Regions from separate parts of the Homo sapiens genome. Here all the other regions are linked to region 1. The links are chromatin contacts, found by Hi-C or POLR2A ChIA-PET in ENCODE. All regions are on one chromosome and are shown on one strand. The core of a region is the stretch at or near the end of the contact, and the rest is flanking DNA. Distances in the headings are between cores, read along the strand shown. Region 1 holds the start of ECI1 (enoyl-CoA delta isomerase 1). Region 2 holds the start of UBE2I (ubiquitin conjugating enzyme E2 I). Region 3 holds the start of TSR3 (TSR3 ribosome maturation factor). Region 4 holds the start of THOC6 (THO complex subunit 6). Region 5 holds the start of PKMYT1 (protein kinase, membrane associated tyrosine/threonine 1). Region 6 holds the start of FLYWCH1 (FLYWCH-type zinc finger 1). Region 7 holds the start of CRAMP1 (cramped chromatin regulator 1).

Evidence for each region. Hi-C counts contacts between places; a loop is a spot of excess contacts on that map. ChIA-PET counts read pairs that join two places held with the same protein, here RNA polymerase II (POLR2A). Pooled maps may share reads with other maps.
Region 2: a pooled map shows a loop between it and region 1 (7-fold over the local background). The contact joins the promoter of UBE2I here to the promoter of ECI1 in region 1. A Hi-C loop is called at or near these places in 2 of 168 maps with a recorded cell type or tissue (CD8-positive, alpha-beta T cell and sigmoid colon) and 9 of 50 pooled maps.
Region 3: a loop to region 1 is called in a pooled map, with 4 times the contacts of the local background. The contact joins the promoter of TSR3 here to the promoter of ECI1 in region 1. A Hi-C loop is called at or near these places in 2 of 50 pooled maps. POLR2A ChIA-PET finds 5 or more read pairs at or near these places in 2 of 52 experiments (WTC11 and activated CD8-positive, alpha-beta memory T cell).
Region 4: a pooled map shows a loop between it and region 1 (6-fold over the local background). The contact joins the promoter of THOC6 here to the promoter of ECI1 in region 1. A Hi-C loop is called at or near these places in 1 of 168 maps with a recorded cell type or tissue (ascending aorta) and 10 of 50 pooled maps. POLR2A ChIA-PET finds 5 or more read pairs at or near these places in 1 of 52 experiments (WTC11).
Region 5: a loop to region 1 is called in a pooled map, with 5 times the contacts of the local background. The contact joins the promoter of PKMYT1 here to the promoter of ECI1 in region 1. A Hi-C loop is called at or near these places in 1 of 168 maps with a recorded cell type or tissue (transverse colon) and 6 of 50 pooled maps. POLR2A ChIA-PET finds 5 or more read pairs at or near these places in 3 of 52 experiments (GM10248, Panc1 and RWPE1).
Region 6: a pooled map shows a loop between it and region 1 (4-fold over the local background). The contact joins the promoter of FLYWCH1 here to the promoter of ECI1 in region 1. A Hi-C loop is called at or near these places in 1 of 37 single-sample maps with no recorded cell type and 9 of 50 pooled maps. POLR2A ChIA-PET finds 5 or more read pairs at or near these places in 3 of 52 experiments (HCT116, RWPE1 and activated CD4-positive, alpha-beta T cell).
Region 7: a pooled map shows a loop between it and region 1 (6-fold over the local background). The contact joins the promoter of CRAMP1 here to the promoter of ECI1 in region 1. A Hi-C loop is called at or near these places in 2 of 168 maps with a recorded cell type or tissue (CD4-positive, alpha-beta memory T cell and naive thymus-derived CD4-positive, alpha-beta T cell), 1 of 37 single-sample maps with no recorded cell type and 10 of 50 pooled maps.

The regions. Positions count from the first base shown.
Region 1 is chr16:2,248,602-2,252,849 of GRCh38, reverse strand. It overlaps ECI1 (enoyl-CoA delta isomerase 1), which reads left to right and starts at 1,263. Exons shown (of 7, transcript NM_001919.4): 1 at 1,263-1,335; 2 at 1,421-1,534. The coding sequence starts at 1,284. LOC107984839 (a long non-coding RNA gene) reads right to left here and starts at 1,180. Exons shown (of 2, transcript XR_001752052.2): 1 at 857-1,180. RefSeq lists enhancers at 812-871, 1,802-1,931 and a silencer at 1,122-1,591.
Region 2 is chr16:1,307,731-1,311,978 of GRCh38, reverse strand. UBE2I (ubiquitin conjugating enzyme E2 I) reads right to left here and starts at 2,343. Exons shown (of 7, transcript NM_003345.5): 1 at 2,206-2,343. RefSeq lists enhancers at 1,222-1,833, 2,535-2,774 and silencers at 1,805-1,994, 2,195-2,494, 2,985-3,274.
Region 3 is chr16:1,350,528-1,354,775 of GRCh38, reverse strand. TSR3 (TSR3 ribosome maturation factor) reads left to right here and starts at 2,898. Exons shown (of 6, transcript NM_001001410.3): 1 at 2,898-3,083; 2 at 3,178-3,397; 3 at 3,776-3,969. The coding sequence starts at 2,972. GNPTG (N-acetylglucosamine-1-phosphate transferase subunit gamma) reads right to left here and starts at 2,845. Exons shown (of 11, transcript NM_032520.5): 1 at 2,759-2,845; 2 at 2,617-2,674; 3 at 2,470-2,537. The coding sequence starts at 2,810. RefSeq lists a silencer at 2,621-3,320.
Region 4 is chr16:3,021,799-3,026,046 of GRCh38, reverse strand. THOC6 (THO complex subunit 6) reads right to left here and starts at 2,012. Exons shown (of 13, transcript NM_024339.5): 1 at 1,682-2,012; 2 at 224-339; 3 at 59-123. The coding sequence starts at 1,720. HCFC1R1 (host cell factor C1 regulator 1) reads left to right here and starts at 2,105. Exons shown (of 4, transcript NM_017885.4): 1 at 2,105-2,200; 2 at 2,517-2,573; 3 at 2,686-2,814; 4 at 3,049-3,422. The coding sequence starts at 2,106. The coding sequence ends at 3,184. It overlaps TNFRSF12A (TNF receptor superfamily member 12A), which reads right to left. Exons shown (of 4, transcript NM_016639.3): 4 at 3,664-4,248. The coding sequence ends at 4,221. RefSeq lists enhancers at 1,690-1,999, 1,389-2,032, 2,033-2,677, 2,660-2,759, 3,968-4,248 and 1 more and a silencer at 2,070-2,269.
Region 5 is chr16:2,978,020-2,982,267 of GRCh38, reverse strand. It overlaps PKMYT1 (protein kinase, membrane associated tyrosine/threonine 1), which reads left to right and starts at 1,822. Exons shown (of 9, transcript NM_004203.5): 1 at 1,822-1,982; 2 at 2,356-2,620. The coding sequence starts at 2,611. RefSeq lists enhancers at 503-1,379, 1,380-2,255, 2,256-3,132 and silencers at 1,489-1,848, 1,859-2,088.
Region 6 is chr16:2,910,042-2,914,289 of GRCh38, reverse strand. It overlaps FLYWCH1 (FLYWCH-type zinc finger 1), which reads right to left and starts at 2,359. Exons shown (of 10, transcript NM_001308068.2): 1 at 2,136-2,359; 2 at 1-114. RefSeq lists silencers at 1,726-1,915, 1,889-1,988, 2,019-2,168, 2,189-2,498, 2,549-2,608.
Region 7 is chr16:1,610,525-1,614,772 of GRCh38, reverse strand. CRAMP1 (cramped chromatin regulator 1) reads right to left here and starts at 2,413. Exons shown (of 21, transcript NM_020825.4): 1 at 2,116-2,413; 2 at 1-134. The coding sequence starts at 133. It overlaps IFT140 (intraflagellar transport 140), which reads left to right and starts at 2,701. Exons shown (of 31, transcript NM_014714.4): 1 at 2,701-2,805; 2 at 3,920-4,109. RefSeq lists enhancers at 1,517-2,017, 2,018-2,518, 2,907-2,966 and silencers at 1,897-2,056, 2,087-2,206, 2,227-2,756, 3,995-4,248.

The DNA.
Region 1 (4,248 bases), core at 14-2,513:
AACTCCTTCTTCAGTGTCCAGAGTAGCAGGGGCTAATTTTTTTTTAATTTTTTAATTTTTTTTTTGAGACAGTCTCTGTTGCCTGGGTTGGAGTGCAGTGGCGCAATATTGGCTCACTACAACCTCTGCCTCCTGGGTTCAAGTGATTTTCCTGCCTCAGCCTCCTGAGTAGCTGGAATTACAGGCACCTGCCACCATGCCCAGCTAATTTTTTGTATTTCTAGTAGAGACGGCGTTTCATCATATTGGCCCGGCTGGTCTCAAACTCCTGACCTCATGATTTGCCCACCTTGGCCCCCAAAGTGCTGGGATTACAGGCATGAGCCACCGCGCCCAGCAGCAGGAGCTAATTTTTAAGAATTTTTTGTAGCAACAAGTTGTTGCTATGTTACCCAGCTGGTCCTGAGTCACTGGGGTTACAGGTGTGTGTCACCATGCCAGGCTTGCTTCCTCCTCCGTTAAGTGGCCATTTTTCCACCTCAAAAATTGGTTTGGGACACAAGGAAGAATTGGAAATGCTTAAGATGAGAACAAAAGTTGAGACCACCCAACACAGCTGGGACCTTACTGCCCAGTGCTCCCAGTGGTCTGACCAAAACCCCACACCAGACAGTACAAAGGCCCACTCCCGAGCTGCCGCTTACGGCCCAGCGGGAACAGACTGTATTCTTATCTTTCGGCATTTCTCTGCAAATAAAAAGGTGCCACTGCGGTCCGGCCTTTGTGCACTTGCCCTTGTGCTGAGCAAGGCGGGTGGCCTGTTCTTACCGCTGGGTTCTGCTGCCCCCACCCCCATTTCGGTGACTAAACCTGCAGCTCTGATCCTGTTCCCAAAGGGGCAGGAGGCCGGGCTCACCCCAGGCAGCCCCTGGCCTCCCTGACGGCCCCCTCGGGAGGGGTTCCGTGCTTTGATCGCCTTTCCAGCGCCGATACTGCAGTAGCTGGGCCCGGCCGAGAGCTCGCGGTCACGAACACCGGCAGCCTCTTGCCTACAGTGTCCCGCGCTGTAGAAGAGCCTGCCCTGGCGCTGAGCTGGTCGTGGCTGCTTCAGCAGTGGGCCTGCGCCTCCTTGTAGGCCAGCCCTGGCCCAGATCCAGGTGCCTGCCCCGGAAGCGCGCGGCTGCCCGGGGTGAAGCCGGAGGGCGGCGAGCGGCTGTTTCGGCCGGTAGGTGGAGGCGTTGACCAGCCTCTGGGAACGGGGCGGGACCTAGTTGGGGGGGCTCCGCCCCCTCCCCAGGAGGCGAGCTCAGCCCGCGACCTTTATCCCGCGCGTTGCGGTCAAGATGGCGCTGGTGGCTTCTGTGCGAGTCCCGGCGCGCGTTCTGCTCCGCGCGGGTGCGAAACCCGGGGTGGGCAGGGATCGGGCCGGGGCCGGGGCCAGGACCGGGAACTAACGGGCTCCCCCACGCTGCCTTCGCAGGGGCCCGGCTCCCGGGCGCGGCCCTCGGGCGGACGGAGCGGGCGGCCGGCGGCGGAGACGGCGCGCGGCGCTTCGGGAGCCAGCGGGTGCTGGTGGAGCCGGACGCGGGCGCAGGTGAGCGGGCGGCGCCGAGGGAGGGCGGGCGTGGGGTCAGGACCCGCGGGGGTCCGCGCTCGCGGGGTGCTGTCGGAGAACCACGTCTGTCGACGCTCGGTTTGTGTTTAGAACCCAAGTTTCGAAACAGAACCTTGCCGCTCTACCTGGGTTCGTTCGTCATGAGATAAAAGTTTCTGTTTTTAAAGTTGGCGGAGGCCGGGCGCGGTGGCTCACGCCTGTAATCCTAGCACTTTAAGAGGCAGAGGCGGGCGGATCACCTGAGGTCAGGAGTTCGAGATCAGCCTGGCCAACATGATGAAACCCTATCTGTACTGAAAAATACAAAAGAAAAAAATTAGCTGGGCGTGGTGGTGCGTGCCTATGCCTGGGAGGCTGAGGCAGAAGAATCGCTGGAATCTGGGAGGTGGAGGCTGCAGTGAGCCGAGATTGTGCCACTGCACTCCAGCTTGGGCCACAGAGCAAGATTCCGTCTCAAAATAAATAAATAAATAAAAATAAAGTTGGCGGGGATATGAGCTGTTATCTAAGTTATTCAATTGGAAGTGGAAAAGAATTGGAATCTTTTGGAATAAAATTACGTTTGTTAACACTCCCATGTGGCACAGAACCTCGTACCTACCCGCCCGTCAGAACCCTTGGTAAAACCCACTGGAAAGGATAGAAAAAGTACTTTTGGAAGAGAAGCCTGTGCGCTCCCTCCAGACAGGAGGCCGAGCTGAGGGCACCGAGAGGGCACGCCTAGGCGCCAGCAGTTCTGCTTCCAGGACATGCTGACCTGGACCTCCCGGTGCAGCAGTCCCTGCTGTGGCTCCTGAGAGGAGGCCCTCCCCCTCCGCAAGTAAGTCACAGCCCCTGCCCTCCCCAACCCCCCAGACTCAGGGCTGTGCCCAACTTTGCACAGCTTCAGGACTCCAGGCTCCTGGTGCCTCTGAACTTGGTTCCGTCCTCTCTGTCTGGGCTGAGGGAGCTGCCTGGGCTCTCTCTACAAACTTGAGAGGGACAAACTAAGACCAACTTCAAACTGACTTTTTTTTTTTTTTTTTTTTTTTTTGGAGATGTAGTCTTGCTCTCCAGTCGCCAGACTGGAGTGCAGTGGCGCAATCTCCGATCACTGCAACCTGTGCCTCCTGGGTTCAAGCGATTCTCCCTCCTCAGCCTCCCAAATAGCTGGGATTACAGGGACCCACCACTATGCCCACTAATTTTTGTAAAAACTGAGTTTCTGAAGGGATCATTTCTGTAGCATATTTGAATATATCTCAACAAAATGCAAAAAAAAAAATTATTATTTTTTTTTTTTTGAGACAGAGGCTCCCTCTGTCACCCAGGCTGGCGTGCAATGGCGCGGTTCCGGCTCACTGCAATCTCAGTCAGGCCTGACTTTCTGACTCCAAACTCTACTTTGTCTTTTTTTTTTTTTTTTTTTTTTTTTTTTTGAGACGGAGTCTTGCTCTGTCGCCAGGCTGGAGTGCAGTGGCACGATCTCCGCTCACTGCAAGCTCCGCCTCCCGGGTTCACACCATTCTTCTACCTCAGCCGCCCAAGTAGCTGGGACTACAGGCGCCCGCCACCACGCCCGGCTAATTTTTTTTTTTTGGTATTTTTAGTGGAGACGGGGTTTCACCATGTTAGCCAGGATGGTCTTGATCTCCTGACCTCGTGATCCACCCGCCTCGGCCTCCCAAAGTGCTGGGATTACAGGCGTGAGCCACCGCGCCCGGCTTACGTTGTCTTTTTATATGGTAAAGTGGGGAGGCACTCGAGTAAAAAAATTGTCATTGTACGAACACTTTTCCTTTTTTACCGGAGGTAATGTGTGTGTGTGTGTACATAAAAATCTTTAAAATATGCCTCACATTTACCATTCTAGCCATTTTGCAATGTACAACCCCGTGGCCGTAAGTATATTCACAATGTGTAGTCCACACTACCCATTCCAATACCTTAAGATAACATGTTTTTGAGTCCGGGCCCGGTGGCTCCCACCTGTAATCCCAGCACTTTGGGAGGCCAGGGTGCGCGGATCACGAGGTCAGGAGATTGAGACCATTCTGGCTAACACGGTGAAACCCCATCTCTACTAAAAAATACAAAAAAAAATTAGCCGGGCGTGGTGGCGGGCACCTGTAGTCCCAGCTACTTGGGAGGCTGAGGCAGGAGAATGGTGTGAACCCCGGAGGTGGAGCTTGCAGTAAGCCGAGATCGCGCCACTGCACTCCAGCCTGGGCAACAGAGCAAGAATCTGTCTCAAAAATAAATTAATTAATTAAATAAAATAAATAAATAAATAAATAGGAATGACAACCACATGGATGAACCTTGAACACATGATACTAAGTGGACAAAGCCGACAACAAAGCCCGGCGGTATCCCAGTGATATGGAATATGGCTGGAGCAGGAAAACCGCAGACACAGAACGCAGACTGGCGGCTTCCAGGGGCTAGGGGTGGGATGAGGAGCAACTGCTCATGGGGACAGGGATTCCTTTTGGGACAATGAAAAGGTTCTGGAACTAGGCAGCGGCGATAGTTGCACAACACAGTCAGTATACTGAATTGTGTAAGTGCCTGACTTGTTTACTTAAAAATGGCTAATTTAGGCTGGGCACAGTGGCTCATACCTATAATCACATCACTTTGGGAGGCCGAGGCAGGAGGATCACCTGAGGTCAGAAGTTCATGACCAGCCTGGCCAACCTGGTGAAACCCCG
Region 2 (4,248 bases), core at 1,094-3,593, 940 kb after region 1:
GCTGTCTCCGCACTGGGCTGGACTCCGAAACTCCACACGTTCCTCCACCCTCCACTCCCACGTGGAGCAGCCCAGCTGCGACTTGAGGACTCACAGCTCTCGCTTCCCCAGCCCCAGGATGGGCTTCCTGAGTGGCCGCAGCCTGTGCCCGGTGCGGTGCAAAGCAGCCTGGCGAGTGGCCATTTCAAGGAGGCACGACCTCCCAGGTGCCCGGGGTCTGAGCGAGGCCAGGCATCAGGCAAGTCTCTGAAGCCTCAGGCCAGTGCTCCAGACACTGAAGGACCATGGGCAAGGCTATCCTCACAGCCAGGCAAGGCCAGGCCACAGAGAGGCCAGACGGGCCTGGGACCCTGCCACAGGCAGCCCTCCTGCTGAGGACTGGACAGAGCCGCCTAGAGGCCCCCGTCCCAGCACCTAGCTATTGCTGTCTCAGGTGTGAGAAGTCGTGAGGGGTGGTCCTGCGAGACCTCCTGCCAAGACCTGGCTGCTGCTGCTGTGTCCCCTGCCCCAAAGCACTCAGCACCACGGGGTGGTCTCACAGGCACTGCACCGCCAGGGCAAGGAGCCACAGGTGCACACCCACCGTGTCCCAGACAGAAGCCAGGCCCCTCCCCCTGCACCCCCTCCTACTGGCCTTCTGGAGAAAGCGGCCAATCTGTTACAATGTAATCACAACACAGATCAAGCGTTCAAAATTCCGCTGAAAATCGAATTTGCCCTTCCAAATTCACAGATAGGCACTTAGTGAACGGCTAGTAGTTACTAAACGCTTCAGAGCAAGAAACTTTTATGATGCAAAGACAAAAACAACCCTCATCTATTAGAGCCAGGCAAGGCCCAGACACTGCAGAAACGGGGACAGGGCCGGGCACTCCAGGAGCGGCCCGAAAGTCTGCCTTCTGTCCTCCTGCTGGGCGCCCGCAACCGGCTGAGCTTTAGCTTCTCGGATCACCGCCTTGCTCTGCTGGTTGACAGCACCGACTTCAGAGCAACTTCCTGGCTGAGGGTGAGCAAAGCACTCACCTCCCACAACTCCACCGCACTGATCTCCACAACGGGTGGTCGCCACGACAGGCTGGCACAAGAAGCCTTTAAAGGCCCTCCTGCACCCAAATGCAAACTCTCCCAGGCTTGGGGAGGTATTCCCTTCTGCAAGACCCAAGCACCTGCAGTCGGGAGACGCTTACCTGGCCGCACCTGATCTGCCCCAGGCCCCGAGAATGTTTCTGAAGCAAGATCCCAAACCCTGAGACACCATACAAGCGCACACCAGCAATCACCCAGTGGCCTAGGGAACGGACCTCTCTGAATGAGCAATCAGGGCAAACTGAGGATCCGTCCCGTCTTCCGTTGCATAGGTTCTCTACCCAAAGGCAACGTTTCTTGAAGAGCAAGAAACACTTGGGGTAGGTCCTGTAAAAGGAAACAAACCGAACTCCCCAAAGACAGGCACTTTGCAAACAGAGAAACTAAGCGTAACTTCCAATTATACAAACAAAACCACTTCATTCTGCGATTCAAGCGTGACTACAGGCCACGATCACAAGCCCAACTAATCATTCCCTTACATTCCTCCTACGCACGTTAACTACCAGAACCAACTACTATTCAACCGATAAAAAGAGATGTCCAAAACAGAATAAAACTCCCCCTCCAGCGAGGCGCTCACGTTCAGGGCCCCAGCAAGCGCCAGCGGAGCATCTTCAGAGGCACAAGAAAACTTACACTTGTTTTGGTTTTAAGGCACCGAAAACAAGCCCGCTCGCCGGCCCCCACCCCCGCGAGCCAGCGATGTTGCAATCCAAGACTCTCCCCCCGCGGCCCATCCTATCCGTCCGCGGGGCGACCGTGACCCCGGAAGCCGCTCCCCGCGCAGGAGGAAGGCGCGGCCTCGCGGGGCCCCGGCTGCAGGTGGCTGCCCCGGCCCCGCGCCAGGCGCACCTCGGGGGCGAAGTGGGGGAGCCCCGGCCCCGAAGGCCTGCGGCGGCCCGGCCGCTCGGGCCGCAGCCCAGCGGCGCCAGCAGCGCGGACCGAGCCGGCGCCGAGCGCGGGGCCTCTCGGGCTCCCCGGAAAGCTCGGCCGCGGCGCGGGGCCCGGCTCGGCGGGGCGGGGCGCGGGGCAGTCGGGGGCCCGGGCCCAACAGGAGTAGAGGCCTCGGCCCGACCCCCGCCCCGCGGCCCCGGCCCGGCCCCCGCACGCGCTCACCTCGGGCGGCCGCAGCCCCGGCGAGCGTAGCGGACAGGTGGAGGACCGAGCGGGGCGGCGGCGGCGGCGCTTCCCTTTGTCTCGGGACTTCCCTCCGGAGCCCGCTCCGCGCGCAGCCAGAGCAGCTCCGAGGACCCTGGCGCGGGCGGGGCGCGCGGGGCGGGGCCTAACGCGGGGCTGCCCTCTGCACGCCTGCCTCGCGCGCCGCTCCTGCCGCCCGGCCCCGAGCGCCTCCCGCGCCGCCGAGCGCTCCCCGTTGCCCGCGCCCCGCCGCCGCGCGCCCGCGCCCCGGGTCCGCCCCAGGAGCCCGGCCGGGGGGCGACTTTCCAGTCAGGCGGCGCCCTGGACACCTACGCCCTTAAAGGAGCCGCGTCCCCGATGTGAGGGAGCGTCTGTAAACTCCCCTTCGGGCTGCCCGCGTCCACCCGAGGACACGCCGGCAAGCAGCGGGGGAAAAAGGAAGCCGAGATCTCCAAAGGCTCCCCGGATGCCTGGCGGTCACCTCTCCAGCCACAGGTCCCGGAGGTTTCCTTGGGGTCAGGTCCTGGGGCCGGGGGTCAAAGACCACTGAGGCCTAAGGATCCTCTGAAGCGTCGCAGGACGGTGACGCTCCCGCGAGTTCAGCGCCCTGTGAAACCCCTTGCAATTGGCCAGTTCGGGGCGGTAGGCGGGGACACCTTCTCATCCGCCCAATGAGCTGACCCCGTACAAAAGGCCGAATGCGAGCATGACCGACGGGAGGAGAAGTGTGGATGCTCCCTAAACCGGGGGCTGGCCCTGGGCCGGGGCGCGGGCGGGACGTGGGGGACCGCGAGCGGCGGGGGCGGGGCGAGCCCGTGGGGGAGGGGCGCTTCCGGTCCCCCCTCCCGCCCACGCAACAAGCAGGACCGGGTCGGGAGGCCCCCAGACCCGCGAGCGCGCGGGACAGTCCGTTCGCCAACGCGCGACCGTGCTGGCCCCCGGGCTCTCCCGGCCCCCCCGCCCGCATTTCGCCGACGGCGGGGCCGCAGCCAAGGTCACGGTGTCCGGGTGCTTGGGGACCGCGGGGAGTGACCACATTCATTCATTCCCTCCCTCACTCATTCATTCATTCCCTCCCCTACTCCGTCATTCCCTCCCTCACTCACTAATTCCCTCCCTCCCTCACTAATTCCCTCCCTCCCTCATTCATTCGATCCCTCCATCACTCAATCATTCCTTCCCTCTCTCACGCATTCCCTCCCTCACTTACTCATTCATTGCCACCCTCACTCACTCATTCCCTCCCTCACTTACTCATTCATTCCCACTCACTCATTCCCTCCCTCACTCACTCATTCCCTCCCTCACTCATTCCCTCCCTCACTCACTCATTCCCTCCCTCACTCATTCCCTCCCTCACTCATTCATTCCCTCCCTCACTCACTCATTCTCACTCTCACTCATTCCCGCCCTCATTCATTCATTCCCGCCCTCATTCATTCATTCCCACCCTCATTCATTCCTTCCCTCCCTCACTCATTCCCTCTCTCATTCATTCCCTCCCTCCCTCACTCACTCATTCCCTCCCTCACTGATTCCCTCCCTCACTGATTCATTCATTCCCTCCATCACTCATTCATTCCTTCCCTCACTCATTCCCTCCCTCACTCATTTCCTCTCTCATTCATTCATTCCCTCCCTCCCTCACTCATTCCCACTCTCACAAACTCATTCCCTCCCTCACTTACTCATTCCTCCCTCATTCATTCCCTCCCTCATTCGTTCATTCCCTCCCTCATTCATTCATTCCCTCCCTCCCTCATTCCCTCCCTCCCTCATTCATTCATTCCCTCCCTCATTCATTCATTCCCTCCCTCATTCATTCCCACCCTCCCTCATTCATTCCCTGCCTCCCTCACTCATTCCCTCCCTCACTCATTCATTCCCTCCCTCCCTCACTGATTCTCTCCCTTATTCATTCCATCCCTCACTCATTCCCTTCCTCCCTCATTCACTTCCTCCCTCACTCATTCATTCACTCCCTCCCTCATTCATTCATTCCCTCCCTCCCTCACTCATTCC
Region 3 (4,248 bases), core at 1,649-4,148, 900 kb after region 1:
GGGAAACAAATGTGCCACTTACATCCAAAGGTGGGAAGAGAACTGTTCCAAATTAAAACACTAAAGACACATAATGAACCAAATGCACATGTGAACCTGACTGGCCCTGATGTGGGGATGGGGGTGGGAAAACTAGAAGAGGTATTCTTTTCTAAATTTTTATGGGTTTTTTTTTTTTTTTTTTTTTTTTGAGACGAAGTCTTGCTCTGTCACCCAGGCTGGAGTGCAGGGGCATGATCTCAGCTCACCGCAGCCTCCGCCTCCTGGATTCAAGCAATTCTCCAGCCTCGGCCTCCCAAGCAGCTGGGATTACAGGAGGATACCACTATGCCCGGCTAACTTTTGTTTTTGTGGTTTTTTTTAGTAGAGACGGGGTTTCACCATGTTGGCCAGGCTGGTCTCGAACTCCTGACCTCAAGCGATCGTCACACCTCAGGCTCCCGAGCAACATGCACGCACCACCACGACCAGCATATTCTGTTTTCTTTCCAGGACTCTCACCTCCAAAAAGACGTGGTCCCATTAGCCAAGGCTGCCTCTCTCCTACTGGAAGGGGTTCGGTCGGGAACTGCGCTGTTACACAGTGGCCTGCCTCCTCCCCAGCTTCTTGGGATAGGTGGTGGCCCGACTCCAGCACTTCAGGCCCTGGGAAGCCACCATCCCATGGCTTCTGAGCCGCAGGGAAGTGAGCCTAACCCCAGGTGCGCCATCACGCCCAGCCACACAACAAAAAACTTAAAAAGATGTGTTTGGAGTCAAAGTCCACCAAACCTACCAACACGGTGCGGCACCATCTGATCCCCTTTATCTCTGATCTGTGGCTACCCCAGCTGAATCCCCTCTGGCCCTGGCTGTCCTGCTCAAGGCCTTTGGCCACTCCCTTTCCTGGATCCCTTTCCCCAAATAGCCACAGCTTTACTCCCTTTTCTCCTTTAGCTTTTGGCTGAAATGTCACTTCTTAGACTTTTCCTCAGCACCCTATTTAAAGCAATCCCCACCAAGACAGGAGGATTGCTTGACGCTGGGAGTTTGGGGCCAGCCTGGGCAACATAGTGAGACTTCCATCTCTACAAGAACACTTAACATTTGCCGGGCATGGTGGCGTGCACCTGTAGTCCCAGCTACTCAGGAAGCTGAGGTTGGTGGATTGCTTCAGCCCAGGAGTTCAAGGATGCAGTGAGCTATGATTGCACTACTGCACTCCAGCCCGAGTGAGAGAGCAAGACCCCGTCTCTAAAAAATAAAAAAAGCGATCCCCCAAACAATACTCTAACACACATACACACACTCCCTCCTCTGCTTCACACATCTACATGGCATTTTTCATCATTGGCCATTCTATGTATTTTATCTAATTCTACAGGCTCAGTGCCTGTTCCTCCATCCCTCCCCATTAGACTGTCAGCTCCATGAGGACAAGCATTGGTATATCTGTGTTCGTTTCTGCAACCCCAGCACAGACCCTAACACATAAAGGTATTCGATAATAAAATTACTAAAGCTGGGCGCGGTGGCTCACGCCTATAATCCCAGCACTTTTGGAGGCCGAGATGGGCGGATCACTTGAGGTCAGGAGTTCGAGACCCGCCTGGTCAATACGGTGAAATAAACCCTATCTCTACTAAAAATACAAAAATTTGCTGGGCGTGATGGTGATGCATGCCTGTGATCCCAGCTACTCGGGAGGCTGAGGCATGAGGATCGCTTGAACCTGGGAGGCGGAGGTTGCAGTGAGCCGAGATCGTGCCACTGCACTCCAGCCTGGGCGACAGAGCGAGACTCTTGTCTCAAAAAAAAAAAAAAAAAAATTCTTGGATTTTTGTCTATTATATTTAATACTCATTCAGCGTTTAAATGATATATATACTCATGACCCACCAATTCCACTTCTGGAATCCTGCACTGGGAAACCGCTCACCTGAGGGCAAACCAAAGCACCTACACAGCATGTTCTCCACAGAACTATTTCTAATGGCCAAAAAAATGGCAAGAACCTAAATACAATCGGGGAGTGCAGTGCCATCCTATCGCGTGCTGAGCACCAAGAGAAAGAACGAAGACCTATATCATCACCATGAAGCGTCCCGAGAGATACAGCGAGTGACAACGACAAATCAGCCAAATACTCGCGCAGCATGATTTTTTAAAAAAGCGATTAGATTACAAAAACTATACGTTTTCCAGTTGCATAGACACGCACGTAAAAGCACAGAAACGCGTCTGCAAAGTCACCAGACTATTAACAGCAGTTACCTCTCGGAAAGGAAAGGAAGGACTAAGTCTGGAGATAATTTAATTCGCTACAAGAACGTTCTGGTATATTCTCTCGTACTTCCACATTAATTTTAGAAGGCTGACAAACCAATGCTTTAGACTCCGGGCCGTAACTCTCAGGGTCACTCATCCATCCTCCACTGTTGCTGCTCCCCGCGGCCACCCCCGCGCCGGCCAACAGCGCTCCTCACTCACCAGACACGGGTGAAGGATCCCTCTTGGCCTGGAGGCGACTGGCCTGAGGCAAGAACGGGTTGTTCACCCTACGGGAAGCGGCAAGGTCAGCGGGGAACGGGCCCGGGCCGTCCCCCGCTCGAGCCGCCAGCCCGCGAGGCTGCTCACCCAAACGCGTTGGGCTCCTCCACCACCTTCATCTTCGCTGCACCTGCCGGCGCGGGCCCTACGGGGAGCGAGACCGTGAGCGGGGAGGCCGGGGTGCAGAGCGCGCGCGGGGCCTGGGGACGCGGACGGCCGGGCCACTCACCGCCGGCCGAGAGCCCGAGGAGCAACAGGAGCCGCGCCAGCCCCGCCGCCATCGCGCCGCAGCGGCCGCCGCGCGGTCACGTGAAGTGACGGTCACGTGACCACGGGGACCGGAAGTGGCGTCCGGCGCAAGCGCTGGCAGCCGCACAGCCCATTGGGAGGCCGAGGGGCGCGGCCGTGGGGTGGGGAGTCCCCGGCACCCCAGGTCCGCGCCATGGGCCGCAGGAGGGCAGCGCGCGGGCCGGGGGCGGAAGGCGGCCGCCCTCGGCACCTCCCGACGCGCTCCCTGGAGGCCTTCGCCGAGGAGGTCGGCGCCGCGCTGCAGGGTGAGCGAGGCGTGATGGGGAGAGCGGGTCAGGGTTTGAGGGCCTGCCCGGGGGTCCCACGCTGAGGCCGAGTGCCCTTCTCTCTCTCGTGCAGCTTCCGTGGAGCCAGGGGCGGCTGACGGCGAGGGCGGCCCGGGCCCGGCGGCGCTGCCCTGCACGCTGGCCATGTGGGAGTTGGGCCACTGCGACCCCCGGCGCTGCACGGGCCGCAAGCTGGCCCGCCTGGGGCTGGTGCGCTGCCTGCGCCTGGGCCACAGATTCGGCGGTCTGGTGCTGAGCCCCGTGGGCAAGCAGTACGCGTCCCCCGCAGACAGGTAGGCGCGGGAGGCCTGCCCGAGGTCGTCTTCATTTCCAGCGCGTGGTTCCCTTCAGGGATGGTTTAGTGGCACTTGTATGTCGCACCCACATCCACACCCACGTGGGCAGGGAACGTCTGTCTAGTTTGCCTCCGTTGCGTAGCGCAGAGCCTGGGATAAAGGAGGTTTTGGGGTAATAAACGTTTGTTGAGTGAATAAACACATGCTCCAGGTGCCCCAAGCAGCTGCCTCAAAAGCTTGCTCGTGAAGTCCGTTTGAGGGTGTTTGGGGATGGCGGAATGATGTCCCTGAATCCCTTAGCTAGGCCATTCTCCGGGGCATGCTCCACCTTGGGTAGTGCTGGCTCCTGAACTTATCCCATGCTGTCCCTGGCAGACAGCTGGTGGCGCAGTCTGGGGTCGCCGTCATCGACTGCTCCTGGGCCAGGCTGGACGAGACACCGTTTGGGAAGATGCGAGGGAGCCACTTGCGCCTGTTGCCCTACCTGGTGGCCGCCAACCCCGTGAACTATGGCCGGCCCTACAGACTTTCCTGCGTGGAAGCGTTTGCTGCCACCTTCTGCATCGTAGGTGAGTCCAGGGGCCCCACAGCAGTGTGACCCGGCGGCCTGCTGTTCCTGCTATGCTCCCAGCATCATGTTTCCTGCCGACAGACCCCAGGAGGAGCATAAGGGACGGACAGGGGAACAGTTCAGACAGACCACGGTTCCAGCCCCAACTGTCACTTCAGGTTTTCGGCCTGTGGAGTTGCAGTAGAGGCAGAATGGGATCGCTGTTCTATCAGGGCCGGTGTGTGGGGTGCCATTCATTATCAGGGCACCACTGCCCAGAGAATCCTCCTTATCCTCC
Region 4 (4,248 bases), core at 763-3,262, 770 kb before region 1:
AACTGAGTGAGCCAATCCCACCCAAAGTCCTGAAGCCAGACTCCACAGGTATACCCACCTTGGAAAGTCACCACCGGCTTCTTACTTTCCTCTTTGGCTTCTGAGCTCAAAGCAGAGGACAAGCTGCAGGGACAGCGGAGGGGACCCAGGAGTCAGAAACGGGGGCATCCGTCCCATGAGGGCCAAGTGCCAGGGCTAATGGGTGGACAGCGGCAGAGGGTACCTGAAGATGGCAATCTGCCCGTAATTGTTGCCAGCCGCCAGAAACTTCCCACATGGTGAGACGCTCTGGGAGAAGATGGTCATATGGAGCCGCTGCAAGGCCTGGAACACCTCTGTCTGCAGGGAAAGACTGGATGAGGCCTGCCTGGGACGTATGAAACCTCCCATCCACAGATTCCTCCCTGCTTCCCCCAAAACCTGCCAGGCCTCCCACTGTCCTGACTTCTCAGCCTTCTTTTGAGGCGGCCCCGCCCCAAGCCAGCACCTGCCCATGCAGTCCCATGGGTGGCTCCAAGAAGACACTGAAGAAGGGGAGAGTTGAGGTGATGCCTCAGGGACCTCTGAGCAAGCACCCAGGCCTCTCCTGCCAGCTTCCTCAACTGACAAATGGAGCTCACAGAAGATTCCATCACAATTAGATGAGCTAGTGTATAGACAAGAGCTTTACATGGGGCTGTCACTCAGTGCTTAAGCCGGGTGTGGTGGTTCATGCCTGTAATCCAGCGCTCTGGGAGGCCAGGAGTTTGAGAGCAGCCTGGGCAACATAGTGAGACTCTGTCTCAAAAAAAATTTAAAAATGTGGGGCCGGGCGCAGTGGCTCACGCCTGTAATCCCAGCACTTTGGCAGGCCAAGGCAGGTGGACCACCTGAGGTCAGGAGTTCAAGACCAGCCTGACCAACATGGAGAAACCCTGTCTCTGCTAAAAATGCAAAATTAGCTGGGAGTGGTGGCGCATGCCTGTAATCTCAGCTACTCAGGAGGCTGAGGCAGGAGAATTGCTTGAATCTGGGAGGCGGAGGTTGCGGTGAACCCAGATGGAGCCACTGCACTCCAGCTTGGGCAACAAGAGTGAAATTCCATCTCAAAAAAAAAAAAAAAAAAAAAATTTGGCCGGGCGTGGTGGCTCACACCTGTAATCCTAGCACTTTGAGAAGCCAAGGCAGGCAGATTACCTGAGGTCAGGAGTTCGAGACCAGCCTGGTCAACATGGTGAAACCCTGTCTCTACTAAAAACACGAAAATTAGCTGGGCATGGTGGCACACGCCTATAGTCCCAGCTACTTGGAGGGCTGAGGCAGGAGAATCGCTTGAACCTGGGAGGCGGAGGTTGCAGTGAGCTGAGATCGCGCCACTGCACTCTAGCCTAGGTGACAGAGTGAGACTCTGTCTCAAAAAAAAAAAAAAAGTGCTTTGCAAGAACTAGAAAATTAAAAAAAAAAAAAAAGTACCTCTACTACCCCAACATAGAAAAACGTACTGATTTATAATTCCTACTCTCTGACTTGCGTTAAGCCCCTGAAGCACTTCTGGGTTACTATCCCGCCCCCCTGGTCAGAGTCTGAGTCCCACAAATAGCCCAGGCAAAACAGGGCTCAGGGCACGATTCCCTGCCCGCCCCGTCCCAGCCATGCGTGAACTACAAACCCCAGAAGGCAACGCGCACCACGTCCGTCTCACCTGACCCAGAGGCACCGCGAGCGGCACAGCTCGCTCCATCTCCAGAACTACAAGTCCCAGAGTGCTCCGCGCGCGACGCAACCTCACGAGGCCTTACGTGCCTAGAGCGGTTCCTCTCCGTGGCGCCCTACCGCCTTCGGCGCGAAGGTGGCTGGTGCGTACCGTCCCGAACCCTAGGAGCCGAGGTGAGCGCCGCGAAGACCCCCGACATTAAGAAGTGGTGTCCACCGCAGCCCCCTTAAGCCGGATACCCTCCCCCACCCCGAGGAGCAAGCCTGCCTTCCGCCACGCGCCGCCCGTCTTCCGCGCCCGCGCAGAACCTCGCGGCTGTGCCCGCCTAAAGCCACGCCCATCCTCTCTTGGCCACGCCCTCAGAGACTCCTCCCCTGTCGCCCAGATCCCACCCGCAGGACCCCAAAACCCAATGATCCTGCAGCAGCCCTTGCAGCGAGGCCCCCAGGGAGGGGCCCAGCGCCTCCCGCGGGCCGCCTTGGGGGTGACTTGGGGCCTGGACGCCAGGTGCGTGTAGGGGACCAGGGTGGGCCTGACCAAGGGCCGCAGGAGCTTTGGCTGGGTGCTCAGGACTGGTCTGCAGGATGAATACGGGGTGGGGCGAATCGGCGGGGCTTAGGCGTGAGCTGAGATGGGACTGGGGCTGCGGCTGAGGGTCGAGACTTCCGAGGTACCCTGCTGGATGGTCCAGGAGAGCGGGGACCGGCACCAGCTGAGACAGGAATGGGCTTGGGGCTCCTGGCTGATGCTGCAGGCTTAGGCGGGCAGATCCTTGGGAAGGGGCCAAGAGGGTGGGGTGCACCAGGCTCTCTTTTTTTCCCAGCTCCCCTCTCCGAGGAGCTGTGCCCATGAGCACCAAGCGGCGCCTGGAGGAGGAGCAGTGAGTTTGGGGGCAGGGAGGGACTCCCAACAAGATCTCTGTCACCTCTGGTCCCCAACAGGCTGCCTCCTGTGTCAGTATCCCAGCCTGCCTCTCTGCCATCTCTCCCCAGGGAGCCTCTGCGCAAGCAGTTTCTGTCTGAGGAGAACATGGCCACCCACTTCTCTCAACTCAGCCTGCACAATGACCACCCCTACTGCAGCCCCCCCATGACCTTCTCCCCAGCCCTGCCCCCACTCAGGTAGGTTCCTCCACTGGCCAGGCCTTCTGCAGAATCACAGGCGGTCCTCACAGCTGACCTCAGGCCCTGCCTCATCGTGCCATTTTTAGCTCTAGCTGACCTCTGGGTTGTTTCCCATCTTGGCTCTTTGGAAAGTGCTGGGAACCCAGGAGCCCCTGGGGACCTGGACCTGGTGGGAGGTGCTCAGCTAGGCCAGCCTCAGCTCCATGCCCTGACAGTCATTTCCTCTTCTAGGAGCCCTTGCTCTGAGCTGCTTCTCTGGCGCTATCCTGGCAGCCTCATCCCTGAGGCCCTCCGTCTGCTGAGGCTGGGGGACACCCCCAGTCCCCCCTACCCTGCAACCCCAGCTGGGGACATAATGGAGCTCTGAGTGCTGGTGGACAGTGCCCCTCCCACCTTCCTTCTTCCCCACAACAGAAGAGACCAGCGACTCCCGCAAAGGGACAAGGTTCCTCCCTCTCCTGCAGAGTAGGCATCTGGGCACCAAGACCTTCCCTCAACAGAGGACACTGAGCCCAACGGAGTTCTGGGATGGGAGGGGTGGGAGCATGGGAAGGGAGGCATCCCACCCCCAAGAAGAACTGAATAAAGATTGCTGAGCAAAGGAAGGCTTCAGTCTGGAACCTGGGGCTTTTGGGGATGGTGGAGAGGGCAGAGGCGCGGGATGCTGGGGTTTCTCCTCAAGATCTTCCCTGGAAAACTGTTAGGGCCAGCCAGGTCCTTGCCGGCTGAGTTCCAGGCATTGAGAATGTGTGAGTCAGAGCCTCACCCCCGCCCCCGCGGCTGGCTGACTCACTCCCTCCCTCCAGCTCAGGGGAGTCAGTCGGGGATCACTGCCTCTCCAAACCATTTAAAGTTAAAGATTCTTTTATTAATAAATTCTCCCTCCCCTCCAAACTCTCCCCAAAATAAATATCTCCTCCCCGCTTTGGGGAGTTGGGGGGGTCTGTATCTTAGGGCCAGCCCTCCTAGTGGGCCAGCCCCCTAGTGTTAAAAATAGGTCCCTAACCCCCCAGGGTGACCCCCGTGGTGGAATTTCAGGACATCTGAGTGAGTGGGGCCTAGTGTCAAGTCTGCCCCCCAAGTCAGCCTGGCCCCCAGGGCCTCTAGGAAGGAGGGCACCCCCCTCCCCTGTGCAAATGCTGCAGTTCCTTAGTCAGTGTCAGCTGTTTTGTGTGAGCCAGCGTGAGGCTCCCTTTCTGTTCTGGAGCCAGAGGCAGGGCAACCAGACACCTTGGAAGGTTCCCCTGAACCCTGGGCCCAGGCCTCAGAGGTGATTCACCGCCCCCCACCCCCCTTGTGGTTGGAGGAGCTTGGCTCCCGCCGCGTCTGGGAGGCAGAGACTGGCTCTAGAATGGATGAATGAATGATGAGTGGGCGAGCCCCGGCTGGCAGGGGGCACATTGTCACTGGATCAGCGCCACAGCTGGGCAG
Region 5 (4,248 bases), core at 573-3,072, 730 kb before region 1:
CCTGTTGGGGAGATGGGGCTGGCAGAGGTAGCCCTAGGCAGCTGGGGAGGGGCCTGTGTGTGCCCCAGGCCTCCTGGGGGCCAGTCTGGAGTCATCAACAAGGATCCTGCCTGAGTCACTGGGGCACAGCCGCCAGAGATGCGAAGGACAAGGAAAGGTGCAGGCAGGTGGGCTGCCGCCCCCAGCCAGGATCCCAGCCTCTCCTCCCCCACACTGCTGCTCCATGCACAGAACGTTTACAGAGGGTGCAGGAACTGAATGGGTGGGAAGCTTTGCAGTCCATGACCTGTCAGAGACTTGGGGAGGATGGAGGGTTTGGGGGACTGGTTCTGGAGGCCAGGGCTAGAAGGAGCAGGTAGTCAACAAGTAAACTCACAAACAAAAGATAGAACATCGGACAGAGATCAGGGCAATAGCAAAAATAAGGCGGAAGGAGAGGTGAGAGTGAGAAGGCCAGCGTTTGGGGGAGGGTTGGCCGGAAGCGTACTCCTCCCACCCAGTTAAACAGATAAAGAGCCCCTCGGTGAGGGAAGGAACAATCCCTAGCCCGACTTGCTCCGCGAGGGCCCCTGCTAATCACTTTAGGGGATCATCCCAGCGTCCTCAGCTGTTTTTTTTTTTCCAGGAGAGGAGACTAATCCGAAGCTCAGAAAGGCTCAGTGCATTCCCAAGGTCGTTCAGCCAGGAGAGCGCTGAAGGGATCTGAGCTGAGAGCAAGTCTCAAACTCAGAGAATGGAGGAGCTGCCCCGGAAGTGGCTGCTCGAGGCTGCAGTGAACTATGATCCTGCGGCCAATCGCGGTGGCTCACGCCTGTAATCCCAGCCTTCTGGGAGGCCGAGGCGGGCGGATCGCTTGAGGTCAGAAGTTCGACACTAGCTTGGCCAACATGGTAAAACACCGTCTCTACAAAAAAATGCAAAAATTAGTTGGGTGTGGTGGCGCGCGCCTGTGGTCCCAGCTACTCAGGAGGCTGAGGTGGGAGGAACGCTTGAGCGGGGGAGGCGGAAGTTACAGTGAGTCGAGATCGCCCCACTGCACTCCAGCCTGGACAACAGAATGAGACCCTGTCTAAAAATAAAATACATGAGCCGAGTGCGGTGGCGCGCGCCTGTGATCTCACATACTCGGCAGGCTGAGGTTGGGAGAACCGCCTGAACCTGGGGACTGCACCACTGCATTCCAGCCTTGGTGACAGTGAGACCCTGTCTAAAAAAAAAAAAAAAAGTATCTGAGGCCTGTTGGCAGGGAAGCTGCAGGCAGGCGAGGTCAGGCCAAGCAGAGTCCTGCCTATCTGGAGAGCTTCCTGGAAGAGGCGGCTTTTTCTGGCTCCCGAAGCCGTGCGCTAGGGGTTGGGGGTCGTGCGTCTGGCCTCCCACCGCGACCCTGGTTCAGAACACGGCCGGAGTGAGAAGGGGGGTGCCGGGACCCAGGAGGCCGTAGGGACTTCCTGGTCCTACCCGGAGTAACCCTGGGGCTACGCCTGCTCCGAGCACCGGGATGGCGGTCCCTTTTATGGACCCAAACACTACGCCAGCCCAGCGAGGGCGGTGGGTGTCGGGTGCGAGGCCTGGAGGGCAGTGGGCGTCCCAGGGACTGGGCGGCTGAAGCCCCGCGCAGCGACTCAGAACCAGGCCGCCACCCACGCCCCGGGCCAGCGCGGAGAATCCTGTGCGCCTGCGCAGTGAGCGGCGGGGCGGCTCGGCGGCGCGCACGCAGCACGAGGGGCGGAGCCTCGGAGCCCGGGCACCCCTGACGGGCTGCACTGGGGAGGGGGAGGAGCCTCGAGGCCGGTTTGGAATTTTTGGCGCGAGCAGCTCCGCGCGCGTTCACGGGCCGTTCCCCCTCACGGGAGTCCTCCGCCCGGGCGTCCGGAACAGTCGACGGCAGACTCCGGCCCGCTGAGCCACCCGAGGGGTCCCGTGGCCTCCGCGGACCCGGAATCTGGGCCCTCGCGGACCCGCGCCCCGCCCAGTCGCCCCAGGTGAGCCCAGACCCCGCCGTGAGGGGCCTCGGCGTGGCCACCTCGCCGCTCCCCTCCGCCTCGCCAGGTCTGCGTTACCCCTGCCCCTCAGGCCTCCCCGGCGGCCCGCTCGCGTCCCCTCAGGCCCGCCCCCGCGAGCCCCTGCCTCCCGTCCTCCCCAATTCCTGGTTCCCTTGCCTCGAGCCCCTTCCCAGCGGCGGTCCCGCCCTACTCGCCCCTCCCGGAGACCCCGCCTGCTGTCCATCAACCCCGCGCCGCCGCCCTCCCCGTGACAGTCCTTCCTCCGTGACAGCCCCTGCCCCGGGACAGCCTCTCTTCTTCTGCAACAGCCCCTCTTCCCTCGTGACAGCCCGTCCACTGCTCTGTTCGCCAGGGCTTCCCCACACCCACGGAGTGAAGTCAGCCGCGGCCCTGCCTGGGAGGAACTTACCGTCTACCGGGAAAGGTGGCCAGCAGATGTGTCGGGCCTGGTGAGAGGGTGAGGCGAGACGGCCCGATCGCCCAGGGCCCCGGAAGCTGCGGAGGTCACCCCCGCCTGGCCTTAGCTCAGGGACACCCTGGATTCACGTGGGAGCCCCTGCTCCTGCCTCCCCCGTCCCACCACTGAGGCTGTTGGGCCAGGCCAGTCATGCTAGAACGTAAGTCGTAGGGCAGGGACGGTGGGAGAACTGGGTTAAGATGCACAGGCCCAGGTCCCCGAGTGTGCCAGGGTTGGGCCTGGAGGCTGTGCTTGTGACCAGTGACCTCCAGGATCCCAACACCCTGGCTCCTGACTTGGAGAAACCCTGGGCTGGGACTCTGAGGTAGTTAGAGTCAGAGGAAGAGTCTCCACAAGATGGAGGGCAGCCTGCCAGCCAGGCCCAGGTAGCATCGCTCCCCTCACCCCTGTACTCCCTCAGGTACTGGAGACTGCTCTTTTTAATTTTTTATTTACTATTATGTATATTTTTTTGAGATGGAGTTTTGCTCTTGTCGCCCAGTTGGAGTGCAATGCCGCAATCTCGGCTCACCGCAACTTCCACCTCCTGGGTTCAAGCATTTCTCCTGCCTCAGCCTCTGAGTAGCTGGGACTACAGGCATGCACCAGCACGCCCGGCAAAAATTTGTATCTTTAGTAGAGATGGGGTTTCACCATGTAGGCCAGGCTGGTCTCGAAGTCTTGACCTCAAGTGATCCACCCACCTTGCCTCCCGAAGTGCTGGGATTACAGGCGTGAGCCACCACACCCAGCCGCTCTATTGTTTTTTATAATACTTTGGTGCACCAGCCTCACCAACATGGTGAAACCACATCTCTACTAAAAATATAAAAATTATTCTAGTGTGTTGGCACACGCCTGTAATCCCAGCTACTCAGGAGGCTGAGGCAAGAGAATTACTTGAACCTGGGAGTCGGAGGCTGCAGTGGGCCGAGATCATACCACTGCACTCCAGCCTGGGCAACAGAGTGAGACCCTGTCTCAAAAACAAACAAACAAACAATACCTTGGGGCATAAAGTGTTCCACGGTCCAATCCAATTAAATTTTTTTTTTTTTTTGAGACAGAGTCTCGCTCTGTTGCCCAGGCTGGAGTGCAGTGGCATGATCTTGGCTCACTGTAATCTCTGCCTCCCAGGTTCAAGCAATTCCCCTGCCTCAGCCTCCCGAGTAGCTGGGACTACAGGCATGCACCACCACACCCAGCTAATTTTTGTATTTTTAGTAGAGATGGGGTTTCACCATGTTGGCCAGGCTGGACTCGAACTCCTCACCTCAGGTGATTTACTCACCTCAGCCTCCTAAAATGCTGGGATTACAGGCATGAGCCACTGTGCCTGGCCAGATCCAATTAATTTTGAGCTCCTTTGACAGGGTGGCTTTTGAGGTCAGTGAGGTTTGTTCTGACAGCAGGCAGGCTCTTCCTAGCTAGCTCTTTCTCCACTTCTCTGTGGTAAACTAGCTGGCCTATGGTTCAGCTGGTTGCCCTAATGCGGGTACCAGTCTCTTCTTAATGGCGCACCACCAAAACTTCCACTGATTTTGACAGCCCCTTTAAACTTGAACTTCCCTACGCACTGTTTCAAATCAAGCCAATTTTCAGGGGGTTGGTGGGTGGGGAGAGCTCTATTTATGACCTACGTCTACCCCTAGGCTAAATCTCTGTCTGAGCCATGCTGTGGAACTGGGGGCAGGACAGCGGGGCACCTCTCTGAGTGCTGCTATTGCTTTAGGAGCAGGTCGCTGGGTTGGGCAGGAGCCTCTGGCCTTCTTGGTTGCCCTCTCCCAG
Region 6 (4,248 bases), core at 1,110-3,609, 660 kb before region 1:
CTTCACACGTGAGTGAGAAGCGTCACCATCATCCCCCACACCTGGGTCACGGCGCTGGCTTGCTGGGCAGGAGCCCCGGGGGCAAATCCCGTAACTTCTCTGGGCTGGTTTCACCTGTGAAGAAAGTAAAGTGGCAAATGAAATACTGCAGGTGAAATTATTCCATGAACTGTCGACCATTAGACAAGAACAAGGTGTTCAGCATCCAGGTGCAGTAGGGGTCCTGAGTGATAGGAGCGGGAGGAGGGAAGGCCCTCTGTTTAAAAAGCTTCTGAATGGGCCGGTGGCACGGTGGCTCACACCTGTCATCTCAGCAGTTTGGGAGGCTCAGGTGAGAGAATTGTTTGAGCCCAGGAGTTCGAGACCAGCCTAGGCAACATAGTGAGACCTGCCCCTCGCCCCCACCATTTCTACTAAAAAAATTTTTTTTTAAAGCTCCTGGATGACTCCAGTGTCTACCCACCTCCCACCTACCCGCAACTGAACCATGAGCGTTGGAGGTGCACTTGCCTCAGACATGAACCACTATGGTGACATCACAGGCTCAGTGGGTGCACACAGACATTCCTCCTGAAGAGGTTGAAGGTGGCAGAGATGCCCAGATAATTAAAATTTACTCTAAAAATGAACTTCACAATCTCAGCACCGTTGGCATTTTGGGCCGGATGATTCTGCTGTGGGAGGCTGTCCTGTTCAGCGTGGGGTGTTCAGCAGCAACCCCGGTCTCTACCTGCCAGATCCCACTGTCATGCCCTACCACACGTTGTGACCACCAACACTGCAGAACGTTCCCTGGGGTGCAGAATTGCCCAAGAGCCACAGCTCCAAAGCAACTTAGAAATTAGAGCGCACAGAAAGGGAGAGCTTGGCCAATGAGACCCCCCCAGCCCGGTATTCCCCAGTCACCCTCCATCATAATATAAGTTTATTTACTCCTTCCCACAGCCTAATGCATCCTCAAATCTCTCTCCCTCTATGCCTGATATACCCATCTTCCCTCTCCTTCCCACTCCCACCAACTCAGGACATGATCCCTTACCACGACCTCTTTAGCCCAAGCCAAAGCCTCTGAACGATCTTGCCAGCTTTGGCAAGCAGCCACTCCAATTCTCCACATAGGGTGCTGACAGGTCACTCTTCCTAAAGCTTAACTTTCAGCATGTCTCTCCCCAATTAAATCATCTCCATCTCCAGCCTTAGTGCATCATCAGCTGGGCGTCATAAACACTCCGCAATCTAGCCCCAACCTCAGCCTTGTTCCTTCCACACGTCCCGCCAGTAGCACTTGGGAAAGGAACAAGAGAAACATGATATAATCACACGAGAAAATCTAGATCAAGCCCTGGAAATCATATTGGCCCTTGGAAAGCAGAAATATGCAAATAAAAATAAGCCATTTCGTTGGAATTGGAGTTTGCACATGATTATCTGACTATGGGAGTTCAGCTTCCAGTACAAGGAATAAAGGAACAACAGGCAGGGTTTAGAGCGAGGGTTTCAACTACGTCAGACCCGTTATGTGCAGGCTCCATGGGTTAGCAGCAGCCTTTTGGAACGGGGTGGAAGAGAATGGAACGGAATTTAATCCGAACAGATCCAGCTGCGTCATGTGAGCTTAAACAAGCGTCTCCCTTTAAACTTGTGCTTCAGTCATCCAGACCCACAGGCACAGAGTACACGCGTAAAAGGCATTTCTCAGTGTCGGCTGTGGGTCAACAAAGTTCGAAAGCCGTCACCGGAGATCTATAGGGTCAGAAGCGGGAGCGGGGTGCGTCCCGACCCGCAAAAGTGCAAGGTCACTGGGACCGCCCGAGCTGCAACCGTGGGACGGGGCTGATGCTGCGGGTCCAGGAAGGCAGCGCTGGGCGGGGCAGACACCGCCAGGAAACGGCGGACGAGTGCGGGGATCCTTGATGTGGGGGTGTCGGGCTTAGGCCAGGGGACGGGGGGGTGGGGATGGAGGGGCGAGGAGCAAGGAGGGAATCGCGGGAGACCCCACAGGAGGCGGCCTGAGCGCCGGGACGCAGACCCCTCCCCAGCACCCGCAACCCTCGGGACCCCCGGGAGAGCCGGGCTGCGGGCGCGTCCACGCCGGGGACGCGGGACATTCCCCGCCCGCAGGGGCCTGTCCTCACCGACGGCAGCGGGGCCCTCCCTCTCCCGCGACAGCGCCGCGGCGGATCCTTCAGCCTCTGCCGCTGCAGCAGCGAGCGTCGACCCCGCGACCCAGGCCGCCGCCGCCACCCCGACCCGGGCACCAGCTCCCAGCCCCGACCTGCCCCTCGGGAGCGAGCCCCGTGACCGCGCGCGCGACCCCGCCGGGGAGCCGGCCTTGCGGAACGCTCAGGCGCGCTACTTCAGAGCATGCGCAGCAAGACCGCGCGGCCCGTTCCTTAGGTAAACCGCTGCTCCGGGTCTTCCCTGCGCGGCGCCGAGCCGCAGGCCTGGCCTGTCAGCGCATGGGGGCGGGGACGTAACTCACGGAAAAGGCGGGGCCATCCCGAGATTGGACGGCGGCGTCCAGGGGCGGAGCTAGGATGGGGGAGCTGAACAGGACGCTCTTGGCGTAAAGGGGCTGGGGTAGGGGGCGCTTAATTGAGACCCCAGGACGGTCCCCAGTATCTGAGGCTGCCCGCAGGAAACGGAGCGTTTGCTGAGATGCACTCTTGGGCCTGTCAGTTTCCTGACCCCGTGGGAAGGCGATTCTCATGCATCTCATTGACGCCCCCAGTGACCCTACCCCAGAGCGGAACCAGTGTGAGATTCAAATAAACAGCGATAGCAACGGATTATAACCTTGACTACGATATGAGTCCAAACTGAAGGAAATAAGTCAACGGGGGAGAAGGGACAGTTGTTTCTTACATCAGAAAGCCAACAACGACAAAAAAATACCTGGGCCGGGCGCGGTGGCTCACGCCTGTAATCCCAGCACTTTGGGAGGCCGAGGCGGGTGGATCACCTGAGGTCAGGAGTTCGAGAACAGCGTGGCCAACATGGTGAAACCCCGTTTCTACTAAAAATACGAACATTAGTCGGGCGTGGTACTGGGCGCCTGTAATCCCAGCTACTCGGGAGGCTGAGGCAGGAGAATAACTTGAACCCGGGAGGCGGAGGTTGCAGTGAGCCGAGACGGCGCCACTGCACTCCAGCCTGGGCGACAGAGTGAGACTGTGTCTAAAAAAAAAAAAGCAGAAATATTACATAGTATTACAAAGTCTGCATGACGTGTGATGTAACACATTGAATGTAGAAGCAGGTATGAGAGCCAGTAGTCTTCTTTTAAGCCCGCAACAAAGATATTTGCAAAAATGTATAACTATGTCACTCGTCTCACTAAATTTCTTTGGGAAAATATTGTACTTTTTCATAAAACTATGTTAACACAATCAGCTTACTATTTTTTGGTAAGATCTTTATTGAAATATAATTCACATACCATGCATTTCTCCCATTTAAAGTGTACAATTAAATGATATGTAGTATAGTCAGAGAGTTGTGCAAACAGCACCATAGTCAGTTTTAAAACCTTTCATCACTCCAAGAAGAAACCTTTAGCCACCACCCTCCAATTTGCTAATCACCCCAGCCCTAAGTAATATGATCTATTTTCTGTCTTTATAGATTTGCGTATTCTGCATATTTCATATAAATGAAATCATGCAACAAATATGTGGTCTCTTGTGACTGACTTCTTTCGCCTAGCCTTAGCATAGCACTTTCAAAGTTCATCCATGTTGGCCGGGTACAGTGACTCTTGCTTGTAATCCCAGCACTTTGGGAGGCTGAGACAGGAGCATCGTTTGAGCCCAGGAGTTTGAGATCAGCCTAGGCAACATAGTGAGACTCTTTCTCTACAGAAAAAAAGAAAAGAGGAACAAGAGAAAATTAGCTGGATGTGGTGATGCGCTGTAGTCCCAGCTACTCAGGAGGCTGAGGTGGAAGGATCACTTGAGCTTGGGAGCTGGAGGCTGCAGTGAGCTGCGCTCATGCCACTGCACTCCAGGCTGGGCGACAGAGCAAGACCCTGTTCAAAAATAAAATAGTAGCAGAACTTAATTACTTTTTTTTTTTCTTGAGATGGAGTCTTGCTCTGTCGCCCAGGCTGGAGTGCAGTGGCACGACCTCAGCTCACTGCAACCTCCATCTCCCGGGTTCAAGTGATTCTCCTGCCTCAGCCTCCTGAGCAGCTGGGATTGGGATTATTACAGACAGTTGCCACCACGCCCGGCTTTTTTTTTTTTTTTT
Region 7 (4,248 bases), core at 1,164-3,663, 640 kb after region 1:
TGCCGCTGCTCTCCTCGGCCGCGTCTGCGCCGCCGGCCCCTTCTCCTTCCAGGGACTCCTCATCGGCCGCCCGCTTGCCCAGCTTCTTGAGCCCGTCCTCCCCGCTGCCGCCGTCGCCCAACTTCACTGTCATCCTGCGGCCGGGAGAGGGGAGGCGGCCGGTGAGGCGGGCGCAGGCCGGGAAGTTTAGCGGCCCCGACGCGCTCTCAACATGGCCGCCGTTGTTTGTTCCAAATCCCCTCTCGGCGGCTCGGCCCGGCCCGCCCGAGCCCGCCCGAGCCCGCCGCGGCCCCTGCCGCCCCCACGCCGCCGCCCCCGGCCCTGCCCACCAGCCCGGGACCCTCCCGGGCCTCCCCGGACGCCCCCTGGCCGAGGCTCGCGTCCAGACGCCCGGGCCGGCGGCGGGAGGGCGCGACAGCTCGGCGGACCCTGCCCGGCCCCGGCCCCGGCCCCGGCCCCGGGGTCTATGGGAGCCCCGGCGCGGGCGCGGGTCTGGGCACGGTTGCGGGTCCGGGCCGCTGCCCCGCCCACAGCCACCTACCCGGCGGGGCCGCGGCTCATGGCCTGGCCCTGCGCGCCGGCCTCGCTCCCTGCGCCGCCTCGGCCGGCCGGGCCGCAGCCCCAGCCCTAGCCCCTCGTCCCACCCCCTCCCCGCCCCCCGAAAGGCGCGGGGCTCCCGGGCCCCGCGCACCTGCCCCACGCGCCGGCCCCCAGAGCTGGCCCTGGAGGAGGACAGAGGAGGCCGGATCCACCCCGGGACGGGAGAAGCGCGGGCTCGCCTGCCCGCACGGGGAACTCCATGGTGGCCCAATGCCGCCGGCCCGCCTGCTTATTTTAAAACACACATAAAGAATAATCAGCTCCGGGTCTCTGGGAATCTTCTTCCCAGGGTGGGAAATGTGAGCTGCTGCGGGGATTTACTAGTTAAAAATGCTTTTGCAACAAAGGAGCCTGTTGCATGGAACAGGTTGGAACCACCCGGGAAAGTGACAGCCCAGTTATGTCCGGGTCCAGGTGCAAGAAGCGGTAGAAGACAATGGTGTTAAAACTCTTGGCAACAATTAATAAAATTATTGCATCAACTTTGCTACCCACCGCCCTGTAAAATGTCAACAACAAAGTGCAGTGACTAAAAATGCTGCAGCCCAGAAAGCAGAGCCACTCAAAAATAAACTCAGACAATCAGGTACACAGCAAGAGCTGCAGCCCAGAAACAGTCCGGGACGGGCACGTGTGAGGAAGCAAAAACGCTGAAGATTAGATTCCTCAGCAGATACTGACCCTGCGTTCAACTCAACTGTTGAGAACGGGGGCATTTCCACTTCAAAGGAACACACGATCGAGGCACCAACACCAACCACGAAATACAGGGACGCGGGCGAGGACCTCTCTTTCCGAGAGATCGGGAAATGGCTTCAAAGTCGCAATGATGCCCCCACCCTGAGGTGCAGATCACACAAGGATCCGTGGCCGTTTTCTCCTGTCGGAATTGGTCTAGGGAATCTCGAGTTCATGCTAGTTTTAAAAAAAACTCTGCCAAAGAACAAAACCACCCACGACAAACACCCCAACTTAAGGGATTTCGTGGCAAGACTTCCCACTCTTCCCCCTCAACCCACCTCTTTCCACTCAAGAAACCTAAACCCCCAAAGACCTCGTCTCGGGCTGAGAACCCCGCTGCCCAGGGACCTGTCCGCCCGCAGGCCACCCGGGACCCAAGCAAAACAAACTCGGCCACCAGAGTGAACTCGCCCGCTCGCCGGGCTCCACACCCAAGACGCCGACCGAGCACGGGGAAGCGCTTTTCGCCACTGAAAGGACCGACGCCGTCCAGACTTTACCCTAAGGGCCAACAAGCAGGGGGATGGCCTCCTTTTCGCGAGAACCTCCAACGAGACCGGACTTTTCTCGGAGGCGCAGTCTCCTCCAGCCCCGTCCCGCTCCGCACCGGCTCGCGTCTCGGGATGGGGACGCAGAAGCCTCCTCGCCCTGAGGCCAGTTGTGGCTGTACCGGGCGCTGTGGAAGCGACGCCCCCCCCGCGCTCTCCCGCGCCGCCCGACAGGACCCCCCGGCCGGGCCTCGCCATGACAGCCCCGCCGCCCAGCCTTGGTCACCTTTTTCATCAACGCCGGGCGGCAGCCTGGCTTCCCGGGGCCTCCCCGGGTGCCCGCAGAACCAGCCGGGCCGGGCAGCCCCGGCCCCCGAGCGCCGGCTGCAGGGAGGCCGCAACGCCGGGCTGGTCGTCCGCCTCGGAAGCGACTGGTCGAGCGGCGCTAGCCCCGGCACGTCCCCTCCGCGGGCCGGCGCGCGGCTGCGGGGGCTGCGGACGCAGATACTGCCGCCACTCACCCTAGCGAAGCCGGCCCGCCGCCCTCAGCAGCAGTTCCGGCTACGGCGGCCGGTGGGGACCTCACGGACGGCGCGCGGGGGCGGGGCCGGGGTGCGCGGGCGCGCGGGGCGGGGCGACGAACGCGGGGGCGAGCACCCCCAATGTTTCTTCGGGCCCGTCTCCCCAAAACGGCGCTCCCATTGGCTAGCGCTGGGCGGGCGCGCTCGCACGTACGAGCCCGGTGGGCGTCGGGGGCGAGCCCGCGGCGCCAGTAGTGTTGTGACGCCAGCCTCGCGACCTTGCGGACTGTGCGTCTCTTTGGATTGGTGGACAGACAGCCAATAGGCCAGGGCCCGTGCTGTGATTGGCCGCAGCAGTGTTGACGGATACGTGAGAAGAAAACGGCGTGGTAGCTCGGAGTGTGGAATCGGGCGCGAACCTGAGTTCTGAGAAGTGTGGAAGCACGTCTGAGGCAGTTAAGCGCACCCTTTCCTGGGTGGAGTATGTGCTTCTGCGCTACGTTAGCGTAGCCGAGCGGCGCTGGGCACTTGGTCATTTTCTTCATAGCAAGAAAGCAGAGGGGTGTTTTTCAAATTCCAGTGTTTCTTTCTTTCTTTTTTTTTTTTTTTGAGACGGAGTTTCGCTCTGTCGCCCAGGCTGGAGTGCAGTGGCGCAATCTTGGCTCACTGCAAGCTCCGCCTCCCAGGTTCAAGCGATTCTCCTGCCTCAGCCTCCCGAGTAGTTGGAATTACAGGCGCGCGCCACCATACTCGCTAATTTGTGTGTTTTTAGTACATACGGGGTTTCACCATGTTGGCCAAGCTAGTCTCGAACTCCTGACCTCAAGTGATCCGCTCGTCTCAGCCTCCCAAAGTACTGGGTTTGCAGGCGTGAGCCACCGCGCCCGGCTCAAATTCCAGTGTTTCTTTTTCTTTTCTTTTTTTTTTTTTTTGACTCGCTCTGTCGCCCAGGCTGGAGTGCAGTGGCCCGATCTCGGCTCGCTGCAGTCTCCGCCTCCCGGGGCTCAGGCGATTCTCCTCCCTCAGCCTCCTGTAGCCGAGACTAGAGGCGCCACCGCGCCCGGCTAATTTTTGTAATTTTTTAGAGACAGGATCTCGCCTTGTTGCCAAGGCTGGTCTCGAACTCCTGGGCTCCAACGATCCGCCCGCCCCAGCCCCCAAGAGCTGGAAGCCCAAGCGCGAGCCCCGCGTCCGGCCGCCAGCTGCTTTCTTGGGGGCGCTCCCTGCCTCGCTTGGCTCTGTGGAGTCCGGGGCCCGGCGATGGAACAGGCCCTCAGTCACCCAACACCTCAGGACACTGCCGAGCGCATCGACTTTCCCAGAAACGCTTGACCCACGCCCTCCGCTCCGAAACTAGAAAAGCGGAGCCCAGGGAAGGCCTGGGCCGAGACCGCCGCGTGCTGGAAAGGCTCCGCCTCGGGATGCACGGGAAGGGAACACGCCCAGGAGGGGAGGATGCCGCGGTTGATCGGGGCTGTGACAGCGCGCCCTCCACACAAAGGGGACCCAGACGCCGGCCCTGCGCCGCCGTCTCTCCTAGAAAAAGCTCGTCCCGCTTCTCTCTTGCAGAGCGGAATAACCTGGCCCCCGACGCTCGGGCCTCGGAGCTGCACGTGCGTGCCCGATCGCCTTCGGCTCTTTCCGGCCGCTCGGGGCGCTTCGGGAGTCCTCGGGGCCGCCTCGCTCACCTTCGGCTATTTCCGCGTTCCTGGCGCGCCGTTGTCCCGGCAACGCGCGGCGGCTCAGCGGCCTGGCAGAGGTGAGTGGCCTTAGGGCTAGGGCGGCCGACCCAGGTCCTTAGGAGCCAGGCCGGGGTTTGGGGCCGAGGATGTGACCGGTGGCGGGCGTCGGGACCCTCCCGTCTCCTCCCACGATCCCGGCGCCGCCGAGTCCCCGCG